Regions from separate parts of the Homo sapiens genome. Here region 1 is linked to region 2. A link is an interaction called in ENCODE POLR2A ChIA-PET data of the cell type or tissue named here. Cell type or tissue: PC-3. All regions are shown on one strand. Each heading gives the region's core, and the rest is flanking DNA. Links, peaks and the distances in the headings are about the cores only. Region 1 holds the start of MIR3614 (microRNA 3614). Region 2 has its middle 43 kb from the start of SCPEP1.

Evidence for each region. ChIA-PET counts read pairs that join two places held together with the same protein. Peaks named below come from ENCODE experiments on the same cell type or tissue, not always from the same donor. Only the 100,000 strongest peaks of a DNase experiment are listed, where the experiment ranks them.
Region 1: POLR2A ChIA-PET joins it to region 2 with 6 read pairs; 2 of 35 experiments call an interaction of 5 or more read pairs at or near these places.

The regions. Positions count from the first base shown.
Region 1 is chr17:56,890,301-56,906,588 of GRCh38, forward strand. TRIM25 (tripartite motif containing 25) reads right to left here. Exons shown (of 9, transcript NM_005082.5): 3 at 13,955-14,188; 4 at 11,119-11,278; 5 at 8,815-8,880; 6 at 5,626-5,652; 7 at 5,221-5,304; 8 at 5,043-5,141; 9 at 1-1,929. The coding sequence ends at 1,400. MIR3614 (microRNA 3614) reads right to left here and starts at 1,055; the gene lies at 970-1,055. In PC-3, for the core only: a CTCF peak has its summit at 1,642 (motif pointing right); no DNase peak of the experiment used is centred there.
Region 2 is chr17:57,013,003-57,029,508 of GRCh38, forward strand. No RefSeq gene overlaps it. Among named protein-coding and RNA genes, the nearest start is that of SCPEP1, 43 kb to the left of the region's middle. RefSeq lists silencers at 3,106-3,400, 14,893-15,093 and enhancers at 3,939-4,765, 4,766-5,590. In PC-3, for the core only: no CTCF peak of the experiment used is centred there; DNase peaks (open chromatin) are centred at 3,859 and 8,759; H3K27ac peaks cover 1,942 bases.

The DNA.
Region 1 (16,288 bases), core at 1-8,000, 130 kb before region 2:
CCTTAGTGGACTGGGTTATTTTCACCACACAGAAACACTGCAGGGAAAATAGCCACTTGTGTGACCCTCTTTAGCTCTTTCCCTCCCTCCCTGATCAATGTGAGCTTATATAATTGGCTTAAATGAGGAAGTCAGTAGAAGGGGCTAGGGCCAGCCCCAGGCTCTGACTCACGCAAGGGCCAGTGCTGGGTCTGCAGCCTGTGGCCAGGGATGAACAGGAATGTTCCTGTTCCCCATGAGGTTTGCTAAAAGACCCCTTTGGTGGTAGGTTGACACCCCAGCAAGTGGCCTAGCATGGTCCGAGGCAGCCGCATAGCCTGTCTGCATGATAGCAGGCTTCAGGGATCCAGCTTAGCTGGAGGCTTGACTGTGCTAGCCTCGGTGGTACCTGCACTGTCATTCCATATGTCACAATCCAGGGAAGAGAGGCTATCACCGAGAAGAGTTGTCAGTAAGAAGGCAGGACACTCTAACACGAGCAAACCCACCAGGCTTCTGTTGATCCAGGGCAGCATCCCCCTCGCCTGGCAGAGTTCCTTGCCCCACAGCCAAGGCTATGGGAAGCAAGGCCTCCAGCAAAGCTCATGGCTGCCACCAAAGCATCTCTGCCAAGATGCTTCTTATGATACTTAGGAAGGATTTCCACCCAAACTGGATCAGGGTCACCATGACCCTGAATCACAAATCCAACACAGGCTGATTCCAATCATGGTTTGAAGCTTTAGCTGAAAAGTTTGCTGTTTGAAAACCATCAATGTGGGGGCGATGGGTGTGCAGGGTAGGAAGGGAACGCACTATTTTCCAGTGGAGGAAGAGGGTATGCCTCTTTAGGAAACTGTTCTGGGTAGAGACTGCTGTGGGTGTTTCCTCAAGCACAGATAATAACCAGGAGATCAAGCCCCAACATGCGGGTAATGGAGTTTATGTAACATTGAAACTCAATGACTTTGGAACTTTAAAAACATCTATAGTAAGAATTCAAAACACCAAGATCTGAAGGCTACCCCAGAGAGCAAAGGGGCAGCCTTCAGATCCAAGTGGCCCAAGACAGAACCTACAGTAGCTATGGATTTTCTCTAAGAGGAATCGGGCACTCATGACTTCACTTCCCAGAGCTCTGCCCAGCTGCCCAGCAGCCTGGAGATTTCCAGAACAATGGGGAGTAGGTCACCCTGCCCTGATAGGCACCAGGGGGTGGAAACGCCTCCTCGCCCACAACACAATCACTCTCACCCCTTTCCTGGCTAAATCCCACCTCCCACCCTCCCGCCAGCTCCCCTCCCATGCTCCCAATCCTTGGGACCTCTTGGGGAATTATCCAAGGAGAGTTCTGCCTGCTGTATTTTCACTAGGGTCTTGGGACTTCTGCAGGCAGTCAGCCCAAGTGCCTACAGCCTGCCTACTTGGGGGAGCAGATGGAGAGTGTGGCACCAGCAGAAAATACCCAGAAAGCCGGGTACAAAGCCTCAGTAAAGTCCACCCTGAACTTATACATCAGGTGGACCTTGTCGGCAACAGCGAAGAAGATGACAAAGCCGTGGTCACAGTTGAGAAGCACGCCCACCCGCGTGGCCTTGGTGGAGGGCAGGGTTTTCTCCACGTTATTGTGCCAGGCAGAGATCTTGGTGTTGAACCACTCCACGCACCAGGAGGCGCTGTTGCGGCCGAGCCTGCTTTCTGGGCCCTGCCGGTTCATGCTTCCGTAGCAGATGCCTACCCCACAGAAGTTGTTCTTCTGCAGCTCCACCTCCCAGTAGTGGATCCCCTTCTTGTAGCAGTGCAGGCCCAGCACCTGAGAGCAGTATGTGAACCTCTGGGGATGCGGCCGGTAGTTCTGAGGCATCTCAGCCACAGAAGCTACTGTATAGCACTCTGACAGAGCCACTTTGTTGTGGGCGGTGTTGTAGTCCAGGATGACTTTAATGTAATCTGAGAAAACATCACCCCAAGGAATTAATTACAAGGGGCCCAAAGTGCTCTTTTAGACCTTTGCCAAAGTGGTACTATTTATTCACTAGTTTTATCCATCCATGCACCCATCTACCCATTGGTCCATCCATCCACTCATCTATCCATCTGTCTGTCTATTCATCCATCTATCTGTCTATCCATGTATCCATCAATCCATCCATGTATCCATCCATCCATCTATCCATCTACCCATGTATCCATATACCCATCTATCTACCTATCTATCCATTCTTCCATTCATCCATCTATCCACTTATCTATCCATCCTTCTGCCTTTCCATTTATCCATTCATTCATTCATTAATCTATCCACTTATCTATCCATCTGTCCATTTATCCATCCACCCATCTATCCACCCATCCATTATTCATCAGCTCATCTATCCATCCATTCATCCATCCATTCTGTCCAGCCAGCCAGCCATCTATCATCTATCAGTCATCCGTATGTCTGTCCATTCATCCATCCAAAACCATTTACCAGGCACCTGACTGACACCAGATTCTGGCACAAGATGCACAACCATGAACCAGAGAGACAAGGTGCCGGGCCTCATGGAGTTCACACTCCAACAAGCAAGGCAAGTCCATCAGTAACAACACCATGAGACTCACACTCTGCCAAAAGGGTAAGCACACACTGTAGGGACACAGAGACAAGGCAACTGATGCTACAGTTGGGGAACATTTCACTGGCAGGCTGGAATTGGAGCCAAGTAACAGAAGATGAGAACTAGACAGAGGAGAACAGAGAGAGAAAAGCTGTTCCAGACAGAGGGAACAGTGAGAGTGAAGCCACGGAGTGCCAAGGGGATTCGCATGTGCTGGGATCGGGGAAGCTGGGTGGCTGGGAACACAGATGCAGCAGGAGAAGGGAAACATGTTGGGGCTAGAAAGGGAAGGGCTTAGGAGGCTAGACTTTAACTGGTGGGCAGCAGGGAGCCAAGCGAGGCACTCATTTGCTAGGTGGCTCAGGGCATGACACTTTTCACTGGAGCCCGAGTTTCCCCCAAGGCAAAATGAATAAGCTGGGGGTGGAAAAGGCCCTAAGTTGATAGAATTTTACTTTCCCTGTTTATGCGGCTGCCACAGAGTGCACAGCAGCTCCTGAAAGACGTGGCTCAGCACCGCCGCTAGCAGCTTGGGCAAGAGTTAGCTGCAGCCCAGGGCTGGTCTGGGCCTCTCTTGGGGGGCAGGGACAGCGGAGGGCTACAAGAAGGCCAGCCCTGAAAAAGCAAGGGACCCACAGATCCCCACCAAGCCTGCTGCAGCTGCTTATGATAAAGGAAGGGCTATATTTTTCAGTGATTGGCTTTGGCCTCCACATGGAAGTGGGTACCACTGGCAGGTGCTGCCTGGAGTGTTGCACGTGGGTGCAGAAGAAACAAGAAGACGGAAAGTGGGAGGGCCCTAGGCCTGGCCTTGACAACGGAACTCCACCCACTTCCAGGTTGGACGAGCTTGCAAAGGAGGGGTGGATGGAAACCCAGGGGGGTATAGCAGCTCAAGCGGCAAGGGGAGAGAGTGTCAGAAGGAGGAGGAATGCCACTGACAGGTGAAGCTAAATAAAAGCTGAAAGGCGTCCCTGGATTTTGTGACACGGAGTACCCTGATGACCTCAGAGCTGCCTGGGTCAAGGGCAGGACAGAGGTCAGAATGCAGTGGCACGAGGATTAGACTTCAGGCTCCCACCTCGGCCCCACATTGCAACCCTGGGCAGCCAAACACCAACATTCTGAATGAACCAGTCTGGGGGACAGCCTGGGCATCGGGGATTTTAAAAAGCTCCCCAGGATTCCAACACGCAGCCACAGTTGAGAGCCACCAATGTAGAAAATCTGCAGAGCTGCTTTTCCCCAACTGTCCTCAAAAGGATCATGGAGGAAATGAGCTAAACATACAGCTTTCCGTGCTTGCCTGAGTCTGATCTTGTAGGGCTAGAACAGGGCCCAGGAATTTGGTTTTTGGGGTTTTTTGTTTGTTTGTTTGTTTTTTAAGACAGAGTCTCGCTCTGTTGCCCAGACTGGAGTGCAGTGGCACAATCTCGGCTCACTGCAACCTCCACCTCCCAAGTTCAAGTGATTCTCGTGCCTCAGCCTCCCAAGTAGCTGGGATTATAGGCATGTGCCACCACGCCCGGCTAATTTTTTGTATTTTTAGTAGAGATGGGGTTTTGCCATGTTGGCCAGGCTGGTCTTGAACTCCTGACCTCAGGTGATCCACCTGCCTCGGGCTCCCAAAGTGCTGGGATTACAGGCATGAGCCACCGCACCCAGCTAGTAATTTGTATTTTTAACAAGCATTCGGGTGAAAGGGAGGCAGGAAACAGAGCTGCAGCTGAGACAGTTTTGCTAGGTTTGTTTTTGTGATTTGGAGAGATGTAAACGTGCTACAGATAGGCAAGCCTAGGTAGAGATGCTGAGGGTGAAGAGATGGGAATGGAAAGGCCTAAGAGAGAGCAGAAGATTCCAGAGAGCGTGTGGGGAGCAGACTCCAGAGCCCAGGGCCAGGGGGTCTTGGGAAAGGGGCCAGGAGGCGAGGAAGGGGGCACAGTAGATGCAGATGCGATGTCAATAACAGAGCAGGGGGAGCCCCTTCTACAGTGTCTGTCTTTTTCGTGAAGCAGAAGGTGGGCGGGACAGGGAGAAGGATGGAGCTATGGCCAGTGGGAAGTCTTGGGAATGGTGGCTCTGGAGAGTGGTGGGGAGGAGACAGGAGATGCAGGGCAGGCATGCCGGCAACGGGACGCCCGGTGAAGGCCGGTGACCGCAATCGCCCTGCCTTCTCTGCAGAGGACATGCAGGCGCCGACCCACAGAGAAAGGTGAGCTCAATTGGGCCAGACTAGACGGCAAGAGGGAGAGTCAAAGGACCGATTGTGAAATCTGAGCTAGTTAGGAAAAGTAAAGAAAGGCACTGATGACTGGGAGAAAATAAGGGAGCAACAAAGTAGAGGACAAGTGAAGGGGAGTGGCTGATATAGCCGGCCAGCTGGCCTCACAGAGAGCTGCACAGAGCGGCGCAGGAGAGACAGAACCAGTGGAACCGCGCACCAGCCCCGAAGCTACTCACACTCCAGGAGCTCAGGTCTGGACTTGGCCAGGAAGGTCTCCAGCACCTTGGCCTTGAGAGATGTTGAGTTCGGATGTGAGCTGGTGGCTTTGGCTGCAGCTGGGAGAGGAAACAGAGAGTGATTTGCAGAACAAACTCAGAGTGGACACCCCAAAGCTCCTTGCCCATGATAACTTACCCTCCAAGCCAGCTTGTTTTAAATCCACTAACTGTTCCGGGGCTCCAAACGTGGGAAGCTTGCTGGGTAAGGCAGGGACAGGGGCTGGGGGTAAGGAAAGGGAAATATGATACAGAGCAACGGGATGGCCTCTACTCCCTTCCACACTGATTAAGAGCCACTTCTACAAACACACGCCTGAACAGCAGGACAACACAGGGGAAAACAGACAAGGCTAAAGTCACCTTATTCATCTCACTTATGCTTGTCCTCCCCTCCAGCCTCAGGCCTGCTGCCATTACAGAATGGAATCATATAGAACCCATCACAGAACCCTGATGAGAGAGGTCGACTCTCACTACCAGCATTTAGTTCTGTGCTCGGGCAGTCTCAAGAAACGAACAGTTGCAGAAATGCATAACTTACGAGGTTTCTTGGATTTCTTTTCCTCTTCTGCAAAAGAAAGTTTTCAGATTTAATTTCTTTTAAGGCACAACACAATGACATTTTCAAAATAATAACATTCATGTGCATGAATTTGACCCAGACAAATAAAAGGATGTTTTAATTTGAAAAACAGAAGGAGTCAGCAGGCAAAATGAATCTATAGTGATAGAAACCAGCATGAGCGGTCGTGGGGGCGGGGACTGACTAATAAGGAGCATGAAGGAATTTTCTGGAGAAAGGGAAATTCTTTATCTTGATTTGAACAATGGTAACACATGTATGCATTTGTCAAAATAGATCTAACTGCACATTTAAGATTTACTGCAGGGAAAAAAGAGATTTACTGCAGGTAAATTATATTTCCATAAAGGAAAAAACACAAAAACCAAATAGGGAATCAGAAAAAAAAAAATGCTTGCCAAGGGCTGGGCGCATGGTGGCTCATGCCTGGAATCCCAGCAATTTGGGAGGCCAAGGTGCAGGAACCACTTGATCTCAAGCGTTAGAAACTAGCATGGGCAACATGGGGAAACCCCATCTCTACAAAATTACAAAAAAAAAAAAAAAGAAAAAACTAGCCAGGCCTAGTGGCACACACCTGTAGTCCCAGCTACTTGGGAGGTGAGGCAGAAGAATTGCTTGAGCCCAGGAGGATGAGGCTGCAGTGAGCTGTGTTCTTGCCACTGCACTCCAGCCTCAGCAACAAAATGAGACCCTGTCTCAAAAAAAAAAAAAAATGCTTGCCAAGTCTTTTAAAAATATCTGGAGTGTCTACCTACAGGAACTGAGTTTGGCTAAAATAGTCGTTCTCAAAGTCTGGTGCCCAAGCCAGCTGCAGTGACATCACCAGAGAACCCCTAAGAAATGCAAATTATTGGTCAGGCACTGTAGCTTACTCCTGTAATCCCAGCAATTTGGGAGGCTGAGGTAGGAGGATTGCTTGAGGCCAGGAGTTCAAGATCAGCCTGGACAACATATCAATATCCTGTCTCTACAAAAAAAAAAAAATTGTTTTAATTAGCCTGGCTTAGTGGCACATGCCTACAGTCCTAACTCCTCAAGAGGCTAAGGTAGGAGGATCACTTGAGCCCAGGAGTTCGAGGCTGCAATGAGTTCTGTTCGCACCACTGCACTCCAGCCTAGGCAAAAGAGCGAGACTCTGTCTCTTAAAAAATAGTAAATGCAAATTCTTGGGCCCCAAGCCAGAGCCACTGAATCATAAAGGCTGGGGGTGAGACCCAGCAATCTGTGATGTACAAGCCCTCCAGGTGAGTCCAAAGTCCACTCAAGTGGGCTAGAAGATCCCAGCTTCCTTCTTTGCCACCTTCCACAACACTGGAACAAAAAGGGGCGTTTTTGAAATCATATCCCTGCCCACCTGCAGGACACCTGACATTACAGATAAGCCCTGCTCTCTCCTATTACCCTCTCCCTCCCCCAGACCCCCATCACACCACAAAGCCCCCTTGCTACCGCTTCTCCTACTTCGAAGTCACATCACTCACAGTCGCTCACTCTCCCATTTCCTCCCCTTCTGCCACTTTCCCACCCACTCCCTGTGGACCAGCATCTTGGGAGGCCCAGGCTGTGACATCAATCTAGGGCACAGGCACCTCCCTCATCACCTACCCTTAGACATCTCTCTGCACTGGGACTACTCCATACCCCCTCCCCTATTTCCCCATTTCAGCCTAGAGGAGCCTTGATTCATTCCCGAACTTTATTCTCCAGGGTGTCATTCTGCTGTGACATGAGGACCTCACCTCACTGGGGAACACACCTGCCTGCTGGCCGGCATCCCTACCTCATTCATACTAAGGGAGGAGCTTTCAGAGGAAGGTGACTGGGGAAGGACACAGGTCAACAGTACCTTTCCACTTCCTCTTTCACTCCTCTTTTCACACAAAGTACCCTTCGAGGTTTTCCGGCCCAGCTAAGGGCTCCCTCCTCCATCTGCACCAGGCATCCCAGCCCTGACTCTGTTCCATTCGGGGACCGATACCACACTCTGCCTGCTACAGGTGACCTGAACACTAAGCACAAGCAACAACAACAAAGAGCAAGCCCTGGCTCTCTCATCCCCCCAACACCAGCAGTGTGCAGCCAGCCCTCCTGGGTTCACACCAACTTTTCAGGGAAGCAATGACAGCTAACATTTCAGTGGTATATGGACATGTCAGTGGTATATGAACATGTCAGCGGTATATGGGCATGTCAGCGGTATATGGACATCTCAGCGATATATGAACATGTCAGCGGTATATGGACATGTCAGCAGTATATGGACATCTCAGCGGTATATGGACATGTCAGCAGTATATGAACATCTCAGCGGTATATGGACATGTCAGCGGTATATGGACATCTCAGTGGTATATGGACATCTCAGTGGTATATGGACATCTCAGTGGTATATGGCTCATAAAGAGCTCTCACAATCAGTGTCCCCTCATCACTCAGAATCATCCTGTGGCCTCGATATCACTATTGTCCACATTTGCAGAACAGGACCACTCTTCTCCTCAACCCCCATGTCAATGGCAGGTGCCTGCCCAATGAGGGGGATAGTACCCCTAGGAGGGCAAAAATGGATCCTTGGGGGAGGGGGAGTAAAAAAGATTACTCTTTTTATGTGTAAAAGCACAAACATAAACAGTTATGCAGTAGATGGGTGGTATTAAAATTTCATGGGTTGTAATTAGGAAAAAAATTTTCTCAAATGGTTCTGGGGATGAGCAGGAGGAGGGTAACAGTGAGAAACCAAAAAAAAAAAAACAGTTGAGAAACATGGTAATAGCAGAAGCCCATTACAACCCAGAGACTTAACACTGCTGAGATGCCAAGGAGGTTTAGCCTCCACCCTTCCTGGACCGCCATCAGTCTCCTTGCCCAAGGCTCTGCCCAAGGACTTGGGTATAGTAAATATTTCTCAAAACAAGCCAGCCTCAGGCATCTTGCTGTTCCAGGCAGCCCAAACGTGCAATGCTGATGGACAGCGGAGCTTCTGCCACAGCCCTACAGCCCCCCGCAGTGGGGACTGCCACCAACTTCTTTCCCACTGAGGTCCAGGCCCCACAGTGACTCGGGATGGGCCGGAAGTGACTTGGCCAGAGCCTGGGGAGGCCACAGCCATGCTGTTGCCATGGAGACAGGGGTGGGGCTACTTACTGGAGACCTTCTTCACAGGGCGTGTGGATTTGTGTGTGGACGCTGGGTCATGCTCTCCAGGGTCACCTGTGTCAGAGAAGAAGGGCTCAGTGTGTGCGGCTCCTCTCACTGACCCTAGCAGCCAGCTTTGCCATGGGTCGGTGGGCAGGCAGAGGGTTTACACAGACAGCCATTTCCTCCGACCTTCCCCATCCCATCGCTTACAAGAGCTACAAACAAGGTGATCTAAGAACCAGTTTGGTGTATTCCCTTTTTTCTCTGACTTTTTAAAATGTAGCAAGGGCCAAGTCTTTTTTCCACCAGCACCCAGCTCTGTGGCCTCTGAGACTTCTCTGAGCTTTGGTTTCTTCGAGCACACAATGGGGATGACTTCACCTTGCTCATGGTTGATGTGACTCCTGAATGAGATCAAGGTCATGTAGCGGAGGCTGGGTCAACACTTGTTCCTTTCCCACTATTCTTTCTCTCCCCTCCTCCCACATACCAGCCACCTATAGCTTTGCCCCCACGCAGCACTTCCACAATGGGGCTGCACCGCCACCGATTTCAGAAGCCCTTCTGCAAGGACACTCGGCAGGCCAAGCTGAGATTCAAGCCCAATCTTGGACTACACAACAGAGATTTACTATGGGCCAGGCTCTGTGCTAGGCACTAGGGAAATAGCGTTGAAGAAAAATCAGACAGGCCAGGCACAGTGGCTCAAGCCTGTAATCCCAATGATTTGGGAGGCCAAGGCAGGAGCATCACTTGAAGCCAGGAGCTCAAGATCAGTCTGGACAACTTAGCGAGACCCTGGCTCTACAAAAAAAATTTTTTAGGCTGGGCCCGGTGGCTCACGCCTGTAATCCCAGCATTTTGGGAGGCTGAGGCAGGCAGATTACTTGAGGTCGAGAGTTCAAGACTAGCCTGACCAAAGTAGTGAAACCATGTCTCTATTAAAAATACAAAAATTAGCCAGGTGTGGTGGCACATGCCTGTAATCCCAGCTACTCAGGAGGCTGAGGCAGGAGAAATGCTTGAACCTGGGTGGCAGAGGTTGCAGTGAGCAGAGATTGGGCCATTGCACTCCAGCCTGGGTGACAGAGCGAGACTCCGTCTCAAAAAAAAAAAAATTTTTTTTTAATTAGCCGGGCATGATGGTGTGTATCTATAGTCCTAGCTAGTCGGGAGGCTGAGGCAGAGGGATCACTTAATCCCAGGAGTTTGAGGTTACAGTGAACTATAATCACGCCATTGCATTCCGGCCTGGGCGACAGAGCAAGATCCTGAATAAATAAATAAATAAGCCGCAGCCCCTGACCTCACAGAGATCACAACCTAATGAGGGAGATATACGGGGATCCCAAGGAAGAATGCGATACTACCCATGCAAGAGTCCCAAGAGGATGACAAGGACCCTGGGCCCAGTCTGAGGAGTGGGAGCAGTGGCAGGGGAGGCTGGCTATAAATGTAATGTTTTGCTGATCTTTGAAGGGTGAGAGGAGTTAATTAGTGAAGACGGTGGAGTTCAAGCCTTCTGGAGAGTGGGGAAGAGCAAACACAAAGGCCCTGTAGCAGGAAGTTTTGCATATTTGAGGAACTGAATGCAGAGAGATGCACCAGAGGAGAGTGGGGGGCGCCTTGGGGCTGGAGAGAGACCAACAGGGCTTGACCTGGCATCTAGACCAGGGTCAAGGGTTTGGTCTGCATCAGGGAGTAATAGGAAGCCTAGTGAGAGGGCAAAGCAGAATAGGTCCCAGGACATGAGCTCTGCATCATGAAAATCCCTCTCTGGCTGCAGCGGCAGATGCAGAGGGTTTAGGAAGCTGCTACAGTCATGGGGCGACAGGTGATGGCAATGGAGAACAGGCAAGCAGTGCTAGGATCAGCAGACTGAGTCAGGAGATTGAAAGAAGTGAAATTTGGCAATGGATTGGATATGGGGTGATGAAAAGGGGGTGTCAAAGAGGAATTCTAGATTTCTCCCCCAAACGGGCCATTCCCCCACCAAACACAATAACAAGCCCTAGCTTATTCAAAACCCATCCAAGTTGGCCTCAAGATCACAGGCCAAAAGAGCCTATCTGTCCAGAAAGTCCAAGCATTAACATCAAGTCCCCAAAAATGCTTTAGGAAAGATCCTAAAATGTCAGGATGAAGCAGACTCCCCACCAGCCTCCAGACAGAGGGCGGATGTTTCAGGAGCCCTGAAACTCAGGCCCCAGTGCTCGGGATCACGCCCCAATCTCCCATCCCAAAACATTTAGGGGACCCATCGGGTTGCAGGGTTCCACAGGGGGCAGCATAGGGGGCTGCTAAGGTCACCTGAACTGGGGGTGGGCTCCTGGAGCCGCCCGATGCACTGCTTCAGCTCGTTTTTGAGGTCTATGGTGCTCTGGTGGATGCCTTTTATCAGCTTGTGGTTCAGTTCCACCTCGGGGATGTAGACTGGCTTTGTTGAGATTCCTCGCAGTTTTGATGCTTTCTGGAACATGCCAGGGGGTTAGTGCAGGCAGCTCTGGTGAAACGGGGACCTGGGCTCAGTCCTCACCAACCCCAGGAGGCTCTCCCCTATGCCCAAGAGTGCTAAGTCCAATTGGCCTTCTCAAATTACAGGCCAGAGGTCACCAGGAGTTTAAATGACACTTGAAGACACAGTAATCTGGAGCTGGAGGGGACCCCAGAGGTCACTCATCTTACAGATGGGGAAACTGAGGTCTAGACATGGCAGGAACTCCACCAGCTAGGGGCACAGACACAGCTGGGACTGAGATCTTCCGATCCCCCAGGACAATGTTCTTTCCACTTTTCCAGCTAAAGGTGGAAAAGCACAGGAAACTCAGGACCACCCCAATCCTAGGGGAACAGCTCTAATCACACATTCTGGTAACAGACAGGGACATCTCAAGGGATGTGGATTGCAGCCAGGGAATATCTTATGGGAAGGGAGGGTCTTCCTGGAAGTCCCAAACTTTGAGAAAAATAGGGTTGTACAGTATCAAGAAGCCTAGATGTGCACTCAGATCCTTCGAGAGCTCGGGGCAGCTGCTCCAACAGACAGGAATGAACACTTGGGATGAAACTTAACGCCATCCAGACTAGGCACGCATCAGGCCTCAGTGCACAGAGACAAGGTTCCCATTCACTCCTGCACTGTCTCCCCACCCCCTGATCTGAACAAGGAATCTGGGTCTTTCAGGTATAGCTGCAGGTCACTCAATCAATGGGGCACACCACTATATGCCAAGCACTCTGCTATGTGCTGGTCAGATTGGCAGGAGGATGAATGGGGGTAATAAGAGATGGGCTTACAGTCAAAACAGCCATGAAAAAATGCACATCTGAAACAACATCACCCAATGTTACTGTAGAAACAGTGTGGCATGCTTGGGAACACCGATACGGCATGGCAATGGGATCCAAGGCCCTGGAAGGATACGACTCACTAGGCAAGAATGCCCAGCATGGCATCCCACCCACACCCACTGTGTCTGGGGAACAGTGAGTGCATAGGGCATGAGCCAGGGATGGATGATATGAGATGAGACTGCTGGCACAGGCGGGGCCCAGTCACCTAGGACCCTGCAGGCCATGTTAAGGGACATGAGGCCAGAAACAGCAGGGGGCCCATGCTTTAGACAGATACTTTGATACAGTCTGGATGTTTGTCCCCTCCAAATCTCATGTTGGAATGTGATTCCCAGTGTTGGAGGTGGGGCAGGGTGGGAGGTGTTCGTGTCGTGGGGGTGGATTCCCCATGCACCGCTTGGTGCCCTCCCCATGGTAACAGGTGAGTTCTTGCACAAACTGGTTGTTTAACGGAGGCTGGCACTTCCTCCTCTGTCTCTTGTTCCCTCTCTAACCCTGTGACATGCCTGCTCCCAGCTTCACCTTCTGCCATGAGTAAAAGCTTCCTTCCTCACCAAAGGCCTAACTAAAAGCCAAACAGATGCTGGTGCCATGCTTGTACAACCTGTAGAACTGTGAGCCAAATAAACCTCTTTTCTTTATAAATTACTCAGTCTGGTTGGGCGCAGTGGCTCACACCTGTAATCTCAGCACTTTGGGAGGCCGAGGTGGGTGGATCACCTGAGGTCAGGAGTTCGAGACCAGCCTGGCCAACATGGTGAAATCTCGTCTCTACTAAAAATACAAAATTAGCTGGGCATGGTGGCGTGCGCCTGTAATCCCAGCTACTCAGGAGGCTGAGGCAGGAGGATCACTTGAGCCTGGGGGCAGAGGTTTCAGTGAGCAAGATCACACCACTACACTCCAGCCTGAGCAACAAGAGTGAAACTCCATCTCAAAATAAATACATAAAATAAATAAATAACTCAGTCTTAGGTACTCCTTTATAGCAATGCAAAAGGGACTACTAACACACACTTCCAGGAGCTGCTGGAGGAAGGATGGGAGGAAGAGGTGGAGTGTGAGTGGCAGGCAACGTTCTAAGATGGCCCTCAAGCCCCCGACCCCGACTGATGTACATACCCTATAGTATGCCCTCCCCTTCAGTATCGGCAGGACGGTGAATGAAATAGGATATCACTCCTGTGATTAGGTTATGTCATGTGGCAAAGGGGGTGGAATATTGCTGGTGTAATTAGCATCTCAAATCAATTGATTTTGAGTTCATCAAAGGGCAATTATCTGGGGTGGGCCTGACTTAATCAGGTAAAAGACCTTAAAAGAGGGATTGCATCTTTCTAGAGGAGAAATTCTCATGCTGGCCTTGAAGAAGTCAGCTATCAATCTGAGAGACAGCCAGCAGGAAATTGCGGGGGGCCTCAGTCCTACAACCATAAGGAACTAAATTCTGCCAACAACCACATGAGCCTGGAAGACAACCCTGAGCTCCAAAGGAAACAGCCTGGCCATCCCTCGCAGACTGTAGCCTGGTGAGACCCTATGCAGGCCACCCATAAAGCCATGTCCAGATTCCTGAGCCAGAGAAACTCTGAGAGAATAAATATGTGTTTTTTGAAGCCCCTACATTTGTGGTAAGTTGTTGCCCAGCTCAGAAAACTAATACAGCGTGTGTCTCAGGGATGCTTCCAGTGACCTCTTCCAGTCTCCCGCTCCTTGAGGGCCCTATCATCAACAGCATGACATCAGGCAAAAAAAAAAAAAAAACATTCAACAATGCCTTGTGGCGACCTACCTCCAGAAACTCGAACTCATCCCTCTTGGTCAGGCTCTGTTCAATCTCCTCCTTCAAGGTCTGGATCTCACTCTTCTTCTTGAGGAGAATCTGATAAATGGTGTCAAACTTGCTGTTGACCCTCTTCTCCTCTTCCTTTATCTTCCTTGTCGAGGTGGTCTCTGAGGCGTCCAAGAGAGCCTTCATTTCCGTGTATTCTTGTTGTAGCTGCTCCACCTTTCTGTTTGCAGTCATCTGAGAGGGCCAAGGTAAGAGGATGCCCGTCAAAGGGGCAAAAGTGCTAAGGCTGCAGCCCCAAGCATGGGTGAGATGTGGAGTTCCAGGAACTCTTACCTGTACTTTGTGGGAGAACAAACCACTGTGGGGAGCAACTTGGCAATATCTAATAAATTTGGAGGTGCTCATAGGCTATGACTCGGCAACTCCAGTCCTAGGAATATGTGCTACAAAAAATTGCAGCCACCTGCCCCTGAGACATGCATAAGAATGTTCACAGGCAGCATTGTCTGAAGTAGCAAAAACCTGGAATCAACCTGAACATCCATCAGAAGAAGACTTGAAGCAAAGACTGGGAGCTATTCATAGGATGGAATATTAAACAGTTATGAAAATTAATAAACTGGAGCTATGCCTGGATAAATCTCCATGAGAGAAAAACAACTTGCAGAAGAAGATCCACCATATGATGCTCTTTCAATAAAGCTTAGAAACAAACAGAATGGCTATATGCACAAAGAAACGCATGGGAATGAATAAATAAATTCAGGAGAGTGGTTACTTCTGGAAGAGAGGAAGAGGGATAGAATAAGGGAGAAACAGATGGGAGGGGCTGCATCGATGATATTTTATTTCTTAAGCTAAAGGTGGTTCATGGGCAATTTTTAAAAATAAAAGTCAGCAAGAGATCAAGACCATTCTGGCCAACATGGTGAAACCCCATCTCTACTAAAAATACAAAAATTAGCTGGTTGTGGCAGCGCGCACCTGTAGTCCCAGCTACTCAGGAGGCTGAGGGAGGAGAATCGCTTGAACCCAGGAGGCAGAGGTTACAGTGAGCCGAGATCGTGCCACTGCACTCCAGCCTGGGAGACACAGCGAGACGCTATCTCAAAAAAATAAAATAAAATAAAACAAAACAAAAAGTCAGGATGCAGCTCTGGAAAATTTCTAGAGAATATCATGCTCTAGGATTGTACTTTCCAATAACATAGCCACTTGCTACATGTGGCTACTGAGCACTTGAAATGTGGTTAGTCCAAACTGAGACTTGCCATGAGTGTAAAATACATACTGGCTTTCAAGGGTTTCACACCAAAAAAAGGAATGTAAAATATCTTAAAACTTTTAAATTGATGATATGTTGAAAGAATAATATTTAAGATATACCAAATTAAATAAACTATAATATTAAAATTAATCTCAGTCAAGTGCAGTGATTCATGCTCATAATCCCAGCACCTTGGGAGACCGAGGCAGGAGGATCGCTTGAGGCCAGGAGTTCAAGACCAGCCTGGGCAACATAGACAGACTGTTTCTCTACAAAAATAAAAATAAAAAAATTAGATGGACTGTATTCCTGGAGAGTGGGGGTGGTGAAGGGGAGTAGGCTCAGTCAGGAAGATTACTTGAGCCCAGGAGTTCAAAGCTGCAGTGAGCTATGATTGTTCCACTGCACTCCAGCCTGGGTGATAGAGTGAGACCTGTCCTAAAAAAGATAGATAAATAAAATACAATAAATCTCATGTACTATTCAAATTAACTTAAAATGACATCTGCACTCCTACTGTATTTCTGCTGGACAGCACTGCTTTAGTAGCTGCAATTTTGTTTCACATCTTGGGTAGCCTCAATAGCTGCTATGGTTTGAATGTCTCCTCCAAAGCTCATGCTGAGATTTAATTGCCACTGAGGTGATTAGATCACGAGGGCTCTGCCCTCATGAATGGATTCATATTCTTATCACAGGGTTTGACCTCCTTCTTCCTGTCCCGCTCTCCTGCCTTCCATCCTTCCGCTATGGATGATCCTCACCAGATGCTGGAAGCATGCTCTTGGACCTCTCAGGCTCCAGAACTTTGAGCCAAATAAACTTCTCTTCTTTGCAAATACCCAGTCTGTGGTATTCCGTTATAGCAGCAGAAAACAGACTAAGACAATAGCTCAGAATCAAACATAACAAAGAGAAAAACACACAAGAAGGACAGTAGACTGGAAAAGAGGAATTCAAGTATTTCTTCGCCAATATTTTTTTTTTTTGAGATGAAGTTTCACTCTTGTCACCCAGGCTGAAGTGCAATGACATGACCTCGGCTCACTGCAACCTCTGCCTCCCGG
Region 2 (16,506 bases), core at 3,848-11,847:
CCCCATCTCCTGGGCTCAGGTGATTCTCCCACCTCAGCCTCTAAAGCAGCTGAGACTGCAGAGGCCTGCTGCCAAGCCCGGCAACTTTTGTTTGTATTTTTAGTAGAGACTAGGTTTTACCATGTTACCCCAGGCTGATCTCGAACTCCTGGACTCAAGCTATTCGCCCTCCTTGGGCTCCCAAAGTGCGGGGATTACAGATGTGAGCCACCACACCTAGCCAACCAGTTTAATAAATGGTTGCTGTAAATTTTTTTTTTTTTTTTTTTGAGACGGAGTCTCGCTCTGTCGCCCAGGCTGGAGTGCAGTGGCGGGATCTCGGCTCACTGCAAGCTCCGCCTCCCGGATTCACGCCATTCTCCTGCCTCAGCCTCCCAAGTAGCTGGGACTACAGGCGCCCGCCACTACGCCCGGCTAATTTTTTGTATTTTTAGTAGAGACGGGGTTTCACCGTTTTAGCCGGGATGGTCTTGATCTCCTGACCTCGTGATCCGCCCGCCTCGGCCTCCCAAAGTGCTGGGATTACAGGCGTGAGCCACCGCGCCCGGCCAAATATTTTTGTTAAATTATGTAAACCGGGAACGTCTGATGGTTACATTGATGTTTAGCTTTTAATGAATTTTGCCTGATGTGTCGTGAGCTTTTAGATCCCCAGGCTCTGATCTTCAGTTCAGCAATGCTTTCCAGTATTTATTTGAATATTGTTTTAAGATATTTTCCCACTTTGTTGTCCTTTAGCTTTCATTCTAGATACTTTTTCTCCAGACTCCCGTCAACATCATTACTTCATTTTCGGTAATGTCACTCTAGACTTTGAGTTTCTTTTTTTTCCTTTTCCTTTTTTTTTTTTTTTGAGACGGAATCTCCGTCTGTCACCAAGGCTGGAGTGCAGTGGCATGATTCCAGCTCACTGCAACCTCCGCCTCCTGGGTTCAAGCAATTCTCTTGCCTCAGCCTCCTGAGTAGCTGGGACTACAGGCGCCCACCACCACGCCCGGCTGATTTTTGTATTTTTAGTAAAGATGGGGTTTCACCATGTTGGCCAGGATGGTCTTGATCTCTTGACCTCGTGATCTGCCTGCCTCGGCCTCCCAGAGTGCTGGGATTACAGGCATGAGTCACTGCGCCCGGCTAGACTTTGAGTTTCTAAAGGATTCTTAACTTCTATAATTATCTTTCTCCTTAATTTATTTTCCCTAGTTATGCCAGCTGCTGTTTCACCTTATCTTTTCATCTCATTTTACATTTCTTATTTCACAGGCTCCCGGTTTGCTTTAATTTCCTTGAGAGCGAGAAAAGTATTTGTAGTTTCCCAGTGCAAAGCTTCCAAGGGATGTTCCTCATTTATCTTTTGTGCTTTGTGTTAATTTCCTCCATTTTAGTTGCAGGTGTTTTTTCCCTATGTTTATGTGTTTGCTTTTTTATGTGTCTGTATCTTTGAATGAGGGCAGTTATATAATCATCTAATTGATTATCTGGTTATTTTTCAGATTGTCCACTTAATTCTTATTCAGGAAGCCTAGATGTGGCGGAGCTATATGGTCCTCACAGTTCTTCAGTTGCCTAAGGGCGGTGAATGCCCAGCTCTTGGATAATAATTATTGGGAACTTATTTCCTGTGTCCCTTAGGACTTAGGGAGTGTTTCCTTCCTAATGACATGAGTGCTCAGAATTTGTTGTGTTCCCAGCTTCAGGATGAACCCAAAACTTTGGTAAGATGCAAAGTCCATGATAAATCCAGGGACTCCTTATTTGATGAATATATTAGTTATCTATTACTGTATAAAAAATTACGCAGAAGGCCAGGCATGCTGGCTCATGCCTGTAATTCTAGCACTTTGGGAAGCCAAGGTGGAAGGGTTGCTTGAAGCCAGGAGTTCAAAACAAGCCTGGTTAATATAGCGAGGCCCTGTCCCTATTAATTTTTAAAAAATTAAAATAAATAAAATACCCAGAAACTTGGTGGCTTAAAACAACATTTATTATCTGACGGTTTCTGTATGTGAGGAGTCCACCTGTGGCTTAGCTGGGTCCTCTACTTTAGGACCTCTACAAGACTGCAATCAAGGGTTGGCCAGGGCAGCAGTCATCTCAAGGCCCAACTAGGGTAGAATGTGGTTCCAAGTTCAGCCATGAGGTTATTGGCACGATTCGCTTCCTCATAGGCTGTTGGGCTGAAGGACTCCCTTAATTACTTGTCATGTGGACCCTTCCATGGGCAGCTCACAATATGGCAGCTGGCTTCATCAGATAGACACAGAGAAAGAAAGAGTGAGAGAGCCAGAGAGAGAGAGCATGGGCAAATGTGCAAGACAAAGGTCACGATCTTTTTTTTTTTTTTTGAGACGGAGTCTTGCTCTGTCCCCTAGGCTGGAGTGCAGTGGTGCGATCTCGGCTCACTGCAAGCTCCACCTCCTGGGTTCACGCCATTCTCCTGCCTTAGCCTCCCCAGTAGCTGGGACTACAGGCACCCGCCACCACACCTGGCTAATTTTTTGTATTTTTAGTAGAGACGGGGTTTCACCATGTTAGCCAGGATGGTCTCAATCTCCTGACCTCGTGATCTGCCCGCCTCGGCTTCCCAAAGTGTTGGGATTACAGGCATGAGCCACCGTGCCTGGCCTAGGTCATGATCTTTTATAATGAAATCTCAGAAGTGACATCTTATTACTTTTGCCTCTTCTTTAGAAGCAAGTCTTTAGGGAGGACTTAGAAACAAGAAAAGGGGAAGAAATCTTTTCTCTCCCAGCTCCTCAACCCTCAACACTGAATGTTCCATGTGCCTGGCTTTCTGGAAACCTCCTGCCCCTTCTACCTAGCTGCTTTCTGATTTCTCTTCAGCTCTCAGAATAAATATGAATCTCTCAAGAAGCCCTCTCTGATCCCCCAAGCTAAGGTAGAACCCTGTTTTGCTCACTCTCTAAGCACTCTACCTGTACTTTGTAATCCTCAGTCTTCTTAAGACAGAGTAGAAACAGGGCTCGGTTTCAGCTCACCTGCTCTAGAGCATTCTTTCATGCATCCCCACTGATCCCAAAACCCACACCACTACCTCACTCCTCTTTTACTTAAAGAATTCCAGCATGGTTCTTAGGAGATAATGAAGGTTGTGGAGTGTCCCACCTAGGGAAGGGATGCTGCACAATTGATTTGCAGCCTTGTTGCTGCAGGCCAGACCACCAAGTGGCCCATTACTCAAGATAGCCATCGCAACTAGATATGCTGCCTTGCATACCCCACCCCTCACCGGCTTTGCTCAGCCCAGCCTACATAACCTACCCTGCTGTCAATGCCCATGCTTTGCATAATAAAAAAAGCCCTACTGGCTCTCTATGCCTCGCTTACCTCAGGACATAAGCTCCAAGGAGGCCTTGTCTGGGAAAACTTTTTCAGGCTCAGGTCAATTTCTATTGCTTTGAGAGCCCAAGAACCCATGGTTGGTAACACGTTCTTTGAGGGCTCATCTGGGATCAGGCTACATGGGGAGATTTTTCTTCTGCTAGTGGGGAGACTTGAGGGCTGATGGGACTGCTGGACAATATCCCTTAGTGGCTGACAGCAGCTGCCTGAACTTTTGACTCAGTGTCACCACAATGGATCAGTCTCCAGCCCCTTGGAACACCTCGCCCAAACCTCAAGGCAACACTTTTCTCCCTTCCTTTTCTCTGTCTTTCCTATCCCTTTTCTATTTTTTTCTGTCATTTGGGGTGCTTCGCCCCTCCTCTTCTAATCCCTTCTGGTTTGGGTTGCCTTATTAGACATCCATGAGGGATGGGTTGACATGATTTTCCTGATTTACTGGTCTGGGTCACTTGAATAAACATCCACACAGGATGAATTAAAAGGGTTGACCATCCAGTTCTGGTTAACCCAGCAGGCAGTGGGATGAGTCACACCCATCCCCTGGCCTAAATTGATTTGAGTTTAAGTCCCAAGAATCTCTCTCTCTCTCTCTTTGGGAGTCTGTCCAAATGTGTAGTCCTGCTGGTTTGGGGAGACTGCCCGAGACAGGGTGCCAGAAACGCCCAGCTAGCTTTCAGGAAGGCACCAGGGAGGCCTGGGTGTGACGGTCAGTATTGGTTTTCTAAACACTGAGGAAAGTTCAGAACACAAACCGTTAATGTCAAGCCTCTGAGCCCAAGCTAAGCCATCATATCCCCTATGACCTGCACGTACACATCCAGATGGCCGGTTCCTGCCTTAACTGATGACATTCCACCACAAAAGAAATGAAAATGGCCTGTTACTGCCTTAACTGATGGCATTATCTTGTGAAATTCCTTCTCCTGGCTCATCCTGGCTCAAAAGCTCCCCTACTGAGCACCTTGTGACCCCCCACTCCTGCCTGCCAGAGAACAACCCCCCTTTTTCCTTTACCTACCCAAATCCTATGAAACGGCCCCACCCCTATCTCCCTTCGCTGACTCTCTTTTCGGACTCAGCCCGCCTGCACCCAGGTGAAATAAACAGCCATGTTGCTCACACAAAGCCTGTTTGGTGGTCTCTTCACACAGACGCGAGTGAAAGTTAACTTACTACAAAATTAAGAAATTTAAGAGGCTTTGGCCTGTGGTTCTAAGATAGTGTTATGGGATCTTTGGGGTGTCACTTTTCTGGCTGGAAACCTCTGTGCTGGTGGCCCCTTTGACCGGGTTCTTGTCCTGAGTCCAGGAAGAATGAGGTACAGAGACAAGTGGAAGGTGAACAAGATAAAGAGGAGCTTTATTGAGTGTTACAACAGCTCAGAGGAGACCTGCAGTGGGTAGCTCCTCTGTAGGCAGGTCTTCTCGTCGGGTGTTCAGCTCTCAGCACAGAGGAGGCCCTCAAGAGGGAAGCTCCACTCTGCAACTGGTCATCCTGAAGTCTGTGGCTCTCAGCAGAGAGGGTAGCTCCTCTCTGCAGCTGATCATCCTGTCATCTCCAGCTCTCAGAAGAGTGGGTAGCTGCTCTCTGCAGCTGGTCATCCCATCATCTCTCCATCCTCTGCCCTGCTCTGGCTGAGCCCCGGGCTTTTATGGATCTCAGAGGGGGAGGAAGTGTATGCCGATTGGTACATGGGCCAACTCAGAAGAGGCACCACAAGTCCCCACTCCTGGGGGCTCAGGAAGGCCCCCCTGCCCTTTTAGGCTCAGAAGTGCCTGCCCTTCTGCCGGTCTTCTCCCTGCTGTTGGCTCCCGCTCCAATTCTGCCATGATGCCTGTTAGAGACAAACTGCTCCAAAAAGCTTCTTGGTGCTGCCCGCCCCTCCCCACTCTGCAACTCCTCTCCATGCTGCCCCAAGCCTCTTTACATTTCTAAGCCCTTATCTAGGCACTGCAGTGAACCCGGCAGACTTTACCTATCAGGACTTGCTGCTATAAAGCAAACCCCAATTACAAACCATCCAGACCCCACAGGGGGAGGTCATGGGAAGCATCAACAAACTTTACCTACATCCTCCGGTACCATAAATGTCACAGGTGATATGTGGCAGAGTTAACCAACAAACGACCCTGGGGTCTCTCTCCCCCATATAAACCCCTCATTTTGTAAACTCAGGGCTGCCTCCTCTGTCTGTAACCGAGCAGCCAGCAGGTTCAATAAACTTACTTGCCTGAACTTGGGTCTCTCTCTCTCGTCCTTTCTCTCAGCTGACCTTACAATGCCCGGCTAATTTTTGCATTTTTTGGTAGAGATGGGGTTTCACCATGTGGGCTAGGCTGGTTTCGAACTCCTGATCTCAAATGATCCACCTGCCTTGGCCTCCCAAAGTGCTGGGATTACAGGTGTGAGCCACTGTGCCCACCCAAAGCATAACAATCTTTTTTTTTTTTTTTTTTTTTTGAGACGGAGTCTCGCTCTGTCACCCAGGCTGGAGTGCAGTGGTGCGATCTCCGCTCACTGCAAGCTCCGCCTCCCGGGTTCACACCATTCTCCTGCCTCAGCCTCCCAAGTACCTGGGACTACAGGCGCCCGCCACCACGCCCGGCTAATATTTTGAGGTTTTTTTTAGTAGATACGGGGTTTCACCATGTTAGCCAAGATGGTCTCAATATCCTGACCTAGTGATCCGCCCACCTCAGCCTCCCAAAGTGCAGGGATTACAGGTGTGAGCCACCGCGCCTGGCCCAAAGCATAGCAATCTTAAAAGCATGTATCGTTATGAATATTGGGACATCTGGACTTTCCATCATTGTAAGAATGTGTCTTTTGCAGGTATCTTCAAGCTGTTTCCTGAACTGTAAACATCTCATGACTGTGAGTTGTGACAAGCATGGAATGCGCCTTGTTAGTCTCAAGATGAGCTGAACTCAAAATGGCATCACCCTGGCTCTGCTATGCTCCTATTTCCCTAACATAACCCCCAAAATTATAACTGGACAGATCCCTCTCAAAATCTAAGGTTTTGCTCATTTTGCATTGCATTACCTGATCATCTTGACTCTTGGAGGCATCAAAAATTACCTTGCATTATAAAAAAAATTTTAGCATTGATGTTTAATATCTAGGTAGGAAATAGTCTCTTTTGACTCCATGGCTCATATCCAGGTGATGCTGATGCAAGGGGTGGGCTCCTAAGGCCTTGGGTAGCTCCATCCCTGTGGCTCTGCAGGGTCCAGCCCCCACAGCTGCTTTCACGGTAGGCGTTGAGTGCCCTGGGCTTTTCCAGGCACATGGTGCAAGCTCTTGGTGGATCTACCATTCTAGGGTCTGGAGGATGGTGGTTCTCTTCTCACAGCTCCACTAGGCAGTGCTCCATTGAGGACTGAGTGTGGGGGCTCCAAGTTATCTTGGGACCTCCAAAGGAGAATTCACCCATTTCATATAGGCATTTGCAGGCAGAGATAAATCCATGGCTGGGCTCCAGGCTTTAAACAATCTAATCTGAGATTCTTACGGAACGAAGTTCTAGCAAAGCCAATTTAAAAAGAGAATAATTATCTTGCTGCACTTTATGCAAATAATCAGGCCAAGTATAATATGACTAAAACTTATTTTGCAAACACATTGGTCCTACCATGACTTGTCTTTGATTAAAAATGAAAGACTGGAGAAAAAATATTATAATACACCTGCTATTAGGTTCTAGTCTTGTCTGTTATTTTTGAGTTTTTTAAATATGATTTTTACAACATGGACTGAATCTTAAACCTTTTCTGGGCTGCAAGTCTCCCAACTAATGTTTGGAAATTTTTCTTCCATTTTTCTAACTTAAACTTGTGAAAAGAAAATAAAAACTTGGGACCCCAATTTACTATACCAAAGGGACAAAGTTAAGCTGAAACTGAGTCATGCAAGAAACTGCCTTTCCTTTTGTTTCTAAGCAGACAGCTACAGATAAAAGGTTAAGTATCTCCACAGGTCACTACTCTATGTTCACCTTATCTTATGCAAAGTTCTGTCTTACTGAGGGCAAGACAAATACATAATTTACTATTCCCCTACCTGCTCCTTTTCTCTTGCAACATGTGATTCAGTAACGTGACCATACCCTCCCTCTTCGCTTCCAGTCCACTTTTCTCCTTTACATATCGAAGCCCTCAAAATCATCTTTGGAGAAAGACACAGACCTCTCTTCTGGGTATATCCTTAACCTTGGCAAAATAAACTTCTAAATTGATTGAGACCTGTCTCAGATACTTTTTGGTTTACAAACTCAATAGAATTGCTACTACCTTTTTCCGAAGGCCCTGCAAGCTGAAGCTTATTCCTTGTGATACACGTGATAAGAGCACGTCAGATTGTCACTGCCTTCCTCCTCTGTAACTAAGATACTTTGAGTCTAACATCTGGATAGATTATGCCCACTATTAACATTTGTTTTTCTCCTGTTTATTCCATTTTTGGGAAGTGCCTTTTATTAAAAGTCTGTTTGCTTTATACTTCAGGCAACAGGAGACTGGCTCTCTGGACTATTCACCTAAATTAACGGCATCTGATCTCTTATAAGAATTATCGAACTCTTTGGGAGGCCGAGGCGGGCGGATCACGAGGTCAGGAGATCGAGACGATCCTGGCTAACATGGTGAAACCCCGTCTCTACTAAAAATACAAAAAATTAGCCGGGTGTGGTGGTGGGCGCCTGTAGTCCCAGCTACTCAGGAGGCTGAGGCAGGAGAATGGCGTGAAACTGGGAGGCAGAGCTTGCAGTAAGCCAAGATCGCACTGCTGCACTCCAGCCTGAGCGACAGAGCGAGACTCTGTCTCAAAAAAAAAAAAAAAAAAAAAAAAAAAAAAAAAAAAAAAAAAAAAAAAAGATCAAACTGAGCTTAAGCATGTTATTATCACTGGGTATTATTTAATTTTTTAAAATAATTATTTGTTATATTCAATAGGAGTATGGATGGTTAAAATTTATGTCTTCCAGGTTTCAACAGTGCCTAGTCTCTATAGGTCTTTAGAGCAGTCAGGAAGAGATCTCCATGCCCTGCACGGTTAGGCGGGAAGTAGCTTCAGCAGGAAGTAGCTTCAGAAGATGAGATCTTTGGACCTTTCTCCTTAAGAATAAGGAGAGTGAAATCTCTCAGTGGCTAATGAGACAGAGTAGTAATGGGGCTGAGCTTCAGCTCACCCCCACTAGAGCATTATTTCATGCATCCTCACTGATCACAAAACCTATACCACTACTTCCCTGATGCCATAATGTTTGAGCCATGCCTTTCACTTTAAGAATTCCAGGAGCTGGCCTTAGGCAGTTTGGTTCCAAGAACAGAATGTGTCTTACTCAGCTTTACATCTCTAGCACCTGGACCAGTGCCTGCCACATAGCACTGGGTAAATATTTGTCGAACTGAACTAAATTGGGAGTATCACACAGAGAACCTGGAGCTTGACTAAGAAATTGAGAAATGCATTTCCGGTTAATGGTTTCCATCAAGTTTCCTTTGGGACTTAAGTGATATGAGATATCCCTTTCACCATGCAATCCACCCCAGACATTGATGAGCTTGTCTTAATAAATAATGGTTCACCTGTCTCTTGCATCACTCTGAGACATTAGATGAACTCTTGCCAGATGCAGCATATTCCTTGTATCATCTAAAGAGTTATGTCCATTAGACATTAGCGTTGGCCAACTTGAAAATCTTGGGTTACAGTTTTTTTTCCATTATCTTTTTTTTTTTTAAACGGAATCTTTCTCTGTCACCCAGGCTGGAGTGCAGTGGTGCAATCTTGGCTCACTGCAACCTCTGCCTCCTGGGTTCAAGGATTCTCCTGCCTCAGCCTCTCAAGTAGTGGGGATTACAGGTTTATGCCAACATGGTTGGCTAATTTTTGTATTTTTAGTAGAGACAGGATTTCACCATGTTTGGCCAGGCTGGTCTCGAACTCCTGACCTCAAGTGATCCAACCACCTCACCTCCCACAGTGCTGTGATTACAGGCATGAGGCACTGTGTCTGGCCTCTTTAGAGTCTTGATAAATAGTTTTACTAAAGCAGGAAAAATAACTTCTTTTAGTCATGTTGTTTTAATAGCACCTAGTCTGTCCTGCTGTAACAGAATACCTGAGACTTTATATTTACAATATTTATTTATAATCAACAGAGATTTATTGGCTCATGGTTCTAGAGGCTGAGAAGTCCAAGACTAAGTGATCAGCATCCAGTGAGGGCTTTCTTGCTGTGTCAGCCTGTGACAGAAGAAGAGACATTGAGAGAGAGAAAGAATGCAATAAAGTGACTGAACTCATCCTGTTATGTGGAGCCCCCTCCTGCATTAATCCATTCGTGAGGGCAGATTCCTTATGGCCTAATCGCCTCTGATTAGGTCCCACCTCCCAACACTGTTGCATTGGGAGATTACATTTCTAACACATGCTTTTTGGGGCTACATTCAAACCATAGCACAATGCAAATCCTGAAGCTATTGACAAAGCAAGCGGGGAAAGTCAGCAATGCCCTTATTAGAATGTATTCTGGATCACCTTGTGTGATACTGTGATTTATAATGAGAAATATATACTTGAACTTCAACCCCATTTCTGATACAGAGCTCCTACAACCCTGAGAATTTTCTAAGTGGTAAAAGTGAAAAAAGCATCTTGATTTTCCTAACAAGCCCCTTTCAACCACACTAAAGTATATGTTAATTAGGTGACTTTTGGAAACCCCCTCTGGGTGGGGGACTGGTTGCCAAGAAGCCAACCAAGTGATTAGAGGATTACAACTTTCAGCCCCACACCCCACCCCCATCTCTAGGGGAGGGGAGATGAAGCTGGAGATTAGGTTCATTTCAATGGCCAACGATTTAATCAGTCATGTCTACATAATGAAGCCTCCACAAAAACCCAAAAGGACCAGATCCAGATGGGTGAGGATGTGGAGGTGCCGAGAGAGTAGCATGCCTGGAGAGGGCATGGAAGCTCCACACCCCTTCCCATACACCTTGCCCCATACATCTCTTTCATTTGGGTGTTTCTGAGTTGTATCCTTTTATAACAATCTGGTAATCTAGTAAATGAAGTGTGATATAGTTTGGATACGTGTCCCTGCCCAAATCTCATGTTGAATTGTAATCTCTGGTATTAGAGATGGGGTCTGGTGGGAGATGATGGGCTCATGGGGGCTGAGTTCTCACAAATGGTTTAGTACCAACCCCTTGTTGCTGTCCTCACCATAGTGAGTGACTTTTCATAAGATTTGGCTGTTTAAAACTGGGTGGCACTGTTACTGGAAAGGGATCCCCATCTATACCCCAAGAGAGGGCTCTTGAATCTCCTGCAAGAAATAATTTAGGGTGAGGCCAGGTGCAGTGGCTCATGCCTGTAATCCCAGCACTTTGGGAGGCTGTGGTGGGCAGACTGCTTGAGCCTAGGAGTTTGAGACCAGCCTGGCCAACATGGCAAAACCCCATCTCTACTAAAATTAAAAAAAAAAAAATTTAGCCAGGCATGGTGGCACATGCCTATAACCCCAGCTACTTGTGATGCTGAGGTGGGAGGATTGCTTAAGCCCTAGGAGGTGGAGGTTGCAATGAGGCGACATGGCACTCACTCTGTCTCCAAAAAAAAAAGAAAAGAAAAAAAACTGGGGGCACAGAGCAGCCCCAAGGGCTACTAGTTGCCCTTTTTAATGGTTATTTCTTGATTATATGCTAACAAGGGGGTGGATTATTCCTGAGATTTCTGGGAAAGGTGTGGGCAACTCCCAGAACTTAGGGTTTCTCCCCTTTTCAGACCATACAGGGCAACTACCTGACATTGTCATGGCATTTGTAAACTGTCATGGCTCTGGTCGGAGTGTAGCAGTGAGGACAACCAGAGGACACTGTCGTCACCATCTTAGTTTTGGTAGGTTTGGGCTGGCTTCTTTACTGTAATCTGTTTTATCAGTAAGATCTTTGTGACCTGTATATCATGCTGATCTCCTATCTCATCCTGTAACTTAGAATGCCTTAACCTCCTGGGAATGCAGCCCAATAGGTCTCAGCCTTATTTTACCCAGCCCCTATTCAAGATGGAGTTGCTCTGGTTCAAATGCCTCTGACGTATTTCCCCTCTTCCTTTTATAAGAGAACCCTTAATCCTAAGGGTTGTACAGGGATAAAGATGTATCTTCTGTAACTTCTTAAGGCTGAATAGAGGCAATGATATTCCTGACTATTAGGGTCTTTTGCATTCAGGGTAGAGAGGAGCTCAGTCAGAAAGCATAGGCATGGTGAGGGCCATTCATAACTCTGAGAAAAGGTGATATCTGGAAAATTAATAAGTGTTCAATTTAAGAAACCATTAAGTAAACTTATCCTGCATCTCTACGCAAAGAGTACAACCACAATATGTTCCACAACAGCAAAGCAAAATAAGTAAAATTATCCCAAGTAAATGAAATAAGAAGGCTTTCCATGAACTGGGCAACTGTTGAAACCAAGCTGATATGGGGACATTAGCTGATTCCAAAATGTGACCAGAATTAGAATATTGATCCAGATTTTTACATTACCCATCCCTCTTGTTTCTTCTGAACTGCAGCCAGAGCTCACTGGTTGGTTCACAGAAATAAGTAGGGTTAGTCTAAATTGCAGGAAAAAACTAAAAAATAACTGATGAGACTAGAATCTAAGAACAAGTTTTTGAAACATAATTTTTCTCTCTCTAGTCTCCCATTTTTATTAAAAACAAATCATGGCAAGACCAATTTGCTTTATTATACTTGGCCTGATTATTTCTATAAAGAGCAGCAAGAATAATTATTGTTCACATAGGCTTTTAAAATAGGCTTTTTTTTTTCTTTTTTTTGAGACAGGGTCTCTCACCATTGCCCAGGCTGGAGAGCAGTGGCATGATCTTGGCTCACTGCAGCCTCCACTTCTAAGGTTCAAATGATTCTCCTGCCTCAGCCTCCTGAGTAGCTGGGATTATAGGCACCTGCCACCACACCTGGCTAATTTTTGTATTTTTAGTAGAAGCAGGGTTTCACCATGTTGGCCAGGCTGGTCTCAAACTCCTGACCTCAGGTGATCCACCTGCCTTGGCCTCCCAAAATGTGGAATTACAGGTGTAAGCCATGGCGCCTGATCTAAAATTGGCTTTAATGGACTCTGTTCCATCAGGAATCTCAGATAAGAGTCTTTTTAAAGTTAAGCACAGCCATGCATTTATACCCTCAAATACCTGTGAGTTGGGTGAATTCCTCTCCTCTTGAAGTCCCAAGATAACTTGGGGACCCTGGGACTGTAAGAAAGTGATATTCTTTACTCACCACAGGTCAGAAACCCTGTACAGGGACTGTGTAGACAAGGTATGAGGCCAGTTTTCCCAAGGGGCTTTTATTGGCTTTATAAGTCAAGTTTGATTCCTTAAAGGAAAGTACACCATTCCAGTCAAAGCCTTGGTAAAATAACCAGTATCTCCAATTGTGTCTTGTTACAAAAGAAAACGAATTCTTATTGCACTTATGCAGGTAACTATATTGCCATAAATTAAGAATACTCAACAAATAGTTTTTAAATTCTGGATAAATCAGGTAGAGAGAAACAAATATGCTCCAAATTGTGTTCACAGGTATTCTTTACTCAATTGTTAAAAGCTGTAAACAGTTCTAAAGAAAAGTCTCTTTAACTCTGAAAAACAAAACAAAGGATCAGCAACATTTTAAGCAAAAAGTCAAAAAAGGTTACTTCATTCTTCTATTAGTTCAGTCCACGCAGTTAACTTCTGTTCTACTTGATATTCATCAACATTTCATCTCTCCATGAACACTGAAAGTTTTTTTCCTCTGTTCTAATGTCACAGTCTCCAAAGTTATCAGAAACTTGCATTCAAGAACACCTGTTAGAGACCTATAGCTGATTACAAACCACCTTTTAAAGAGGATCAAAACAAGACCATCATTGTTTGTGGATGACAAAATGTCTTAGGACAGCCACTATTAAAGCCACAGTTGACTAGGTAATTTTGGTTACTTCTGTGGCATAAACAATTTTACATAACAATTATAACTATGAATAACATGCACTGTTATGTTAGAATTGTATACTTTTTGAACACATACCAATAACATATTTATACATATACAGCCCAAAGAAAGCCAAACAGCATCTCATAGTTGACAATGTTTCCTGCATGGTTTTATACCAAATGAGCCACACTTTACCATTGCATTAATGCATTATTGATGTCAAACCCAATCCTTAATAAAACCTTATAGACAAATCTATCCAATTTTAATGTCTGACCAAAAGGTAAGATTCTCATAGATCTTTTTTATAGCCTTTACAATTTTTGTTAAAGAGCAGATCAATTCTCCGAGAGAAAACCTCATTGTGCTTTTATTTGAATATTCAATTTATGGAAAAACTGAATAATATTCCTTTAACTTTAGCCAATATTTTCACACATAGAATTTCTTTTACAAGAATAATTTTTCACAAACCTTCCATAACTTGTCCAAACCTTTAGATTTATCCTAACTGAATACAATCCTTTAACACTTTAATCTAGGCAGAAAAATCCACATTCCCATGCCTTCTTAAAATCTTTTGCCAAAAGTACATTTTACTTTACTTATACACCTTGCAAGTAAAATTGTTTCTTCAGTAGCCTCAATTACATGTTACAGTGTTAACTCTTAACTTTTACTTTTGGTGAAAAACCTGGTTAATGAGTGATTTATTTATTTTTATTTATTTTTTTAAGATGGAGTCTTGCTCTGTTGCCCAGGCTGGAGTGCAGTGGCATGATCTTGGCTCACTGCAACCTCCACCTCCCAGGTTAAAGTGAATCTCCTGCCTCAGCCTCTCTAGTAGCTGAGATTACAGGCACCCACCACCATGCCCAGCTAATTTTTGTATTTTTTTTTTTTTTTAGTAGAGACAGGGTTTCACTATGTTGGCCAGGCTGGTCTCAAACTCCTGACCTCAAGTGATCTGCCCACCTCAGCCTCCCAAAGTGCTGGGATTATAGGTGTGAGCCACTGTGACTGGCCAATAAGTGATTTTAATTACGTACCAGGTGTGTGTGGAGCCTAGGACCCAGAGAGAAGTACAGATAAGGTCTGACTTTTCTCAGCATAGCCAGGGGGTATGGATAGCTCCACATGTCCCCAGGTTTCATCTAGAATTTAATGCTCCAAAGTAGGTAAATTGAACAATTTTCAAAAGTCAAAGAAGCAGTTTATGACCTTAAAGCATTAAGCAAACCTAATACCTGACCTGCATAATTTAGACCAAATGCCTAAATTTTGAAAACATTTTTGTTTTACCAATAATCTTTAAAACTGTGTTTCCCAAAGCTTACTAAAGTCATGTGAACCAAAAGGCATTAAAGTTTTTATTTTTCTGACAAAATATTTGATTTAAGCACTTATTATTTTTAAGCCAATTAATCAAAGCTCTTTCATATAGAAACATTATACACATAACACATATAAATACAAAGACAGAAGAAGATCCAGTAGTTGAAAGATTTTTCATTTGCCAGTTTCTTAATTGGATTACTGGCTTCAGGGTGGAGCCCTTGGAGGAACACAGCCAGGAAAGCATGCCATTTCTACAGCCTAATAAGTAGGCACAGCTGGAAACAAAACAGATTCCCAAAATTTAAGGGTCCCAGATCCAGATCCTGGATCCCCAAAAGAGAGATTCAGCCCATCTCCCATGGGAGTCTTATCTCTCAGTGGGGGTGGGGTCATTTCCATACCTTCTAGGTAGTCAAGAGCATGCTTCTCTAATGCAAACATGCAAAGAGCCACGTATTCCCCCATAACTGCCATTAGCTATCCCCAAAAGTATATTCCTACCCAGTTGTTATACTAGGTAAAGCTTATACCAAAGCTCTCTAATAATGTAAAGTAATTTCTGATACCCCAAAAAGTTAAAAATATCAGATAATGCAATGCAAAACAGGACAAAGCCTTAGATTTTGAGAGGAATCTACCCACTTTTATTTCCTGGGTTTCCATGAAGACAATAGACATTTTTCCCCAAATGGGATCTGTGGTGCCTCCTATTACTGCAACCTGTTTTATCAGAAAGGTCTTTATGACCTGTGTCTCGTGCTGACCTCCTGTCTCATCCTCTGACTAAGAATGCCTTAACCTCCTGGGAATGCAGCCCAGAAGGTCTCAGCCTTATTTCATCCAGTCCCTATTCAAGATGGAGTCGTTCTGGTTCAAACACCTCTCACAGCACCTCAGTCTCTCTCTTGCTCCTGCTCTGGCCATGTGAGGTGCCTGCTCCCCCTTCACCTTCACCATGACTGTAAGTTTCCTGAGGCCTCCCAAGAAGCCGAGCAGATGCCAGCACCATGCTACCTGTATAACATGCAGAACCATGAGCCAATTAAACCTCTTTTCTTTACACATTACCCAGTCTCAGGTATTTCTTTTTTTTTTTTTTTTTGAGACGGAGTCTCACTCTGTTGCCCAGGGTGGAGTGCAGTGGTGCGATCTCGGCTCATTGCAAGCTCTGCCTCCAGGGTTTATGCCATTCTCCTGCCTCAGCCTCCCGAAGTGCTGGGACTACAGGCGCCCACCACCACGCCTGGCTAATTTTTTGTATTTTTAGTAGAGATGGGGTTTCACCGTGTTAGCCAGGATGGTCTCGATCTCCTGACCTCGTGATCCGCCCACCTCGGCCTCCCAATCAGGTATTTCTTTATAGCAATGTGAGAATGGACTAACAAACATTACCTGAGTTCTGTGAGCTGTTTTAGCAAATGATTAAACTCAAGAAAGGGATCATGGGACCCTCTGACTCATAGCCTGTCAGAAGCACCAGGTGACAAGCTGGACTTTTGATTGGCAACCGACTGTGGGGTAGGTACTAACTTCAGATAGATCATGTCAGAACTGAATTGAATTGTAGGATACCCAGCTGGTATCTCCAGAGAATTGGAGAATTGCTTGGTATAGGAACCCCTGCTACACACACACATCTGGTGTCACAAGTGAAGTACTGAGTTTTTCCTTTCGTTGTGAAGAAGAAAACCCTTTTTATTCTAAATGCCTTGTGTTTGGTGTCATTGAAGCTACATAGTGTCTTAGTTCTTTCCGGCTGCTATAACAAAATTACCTTAGACTAGGGCATT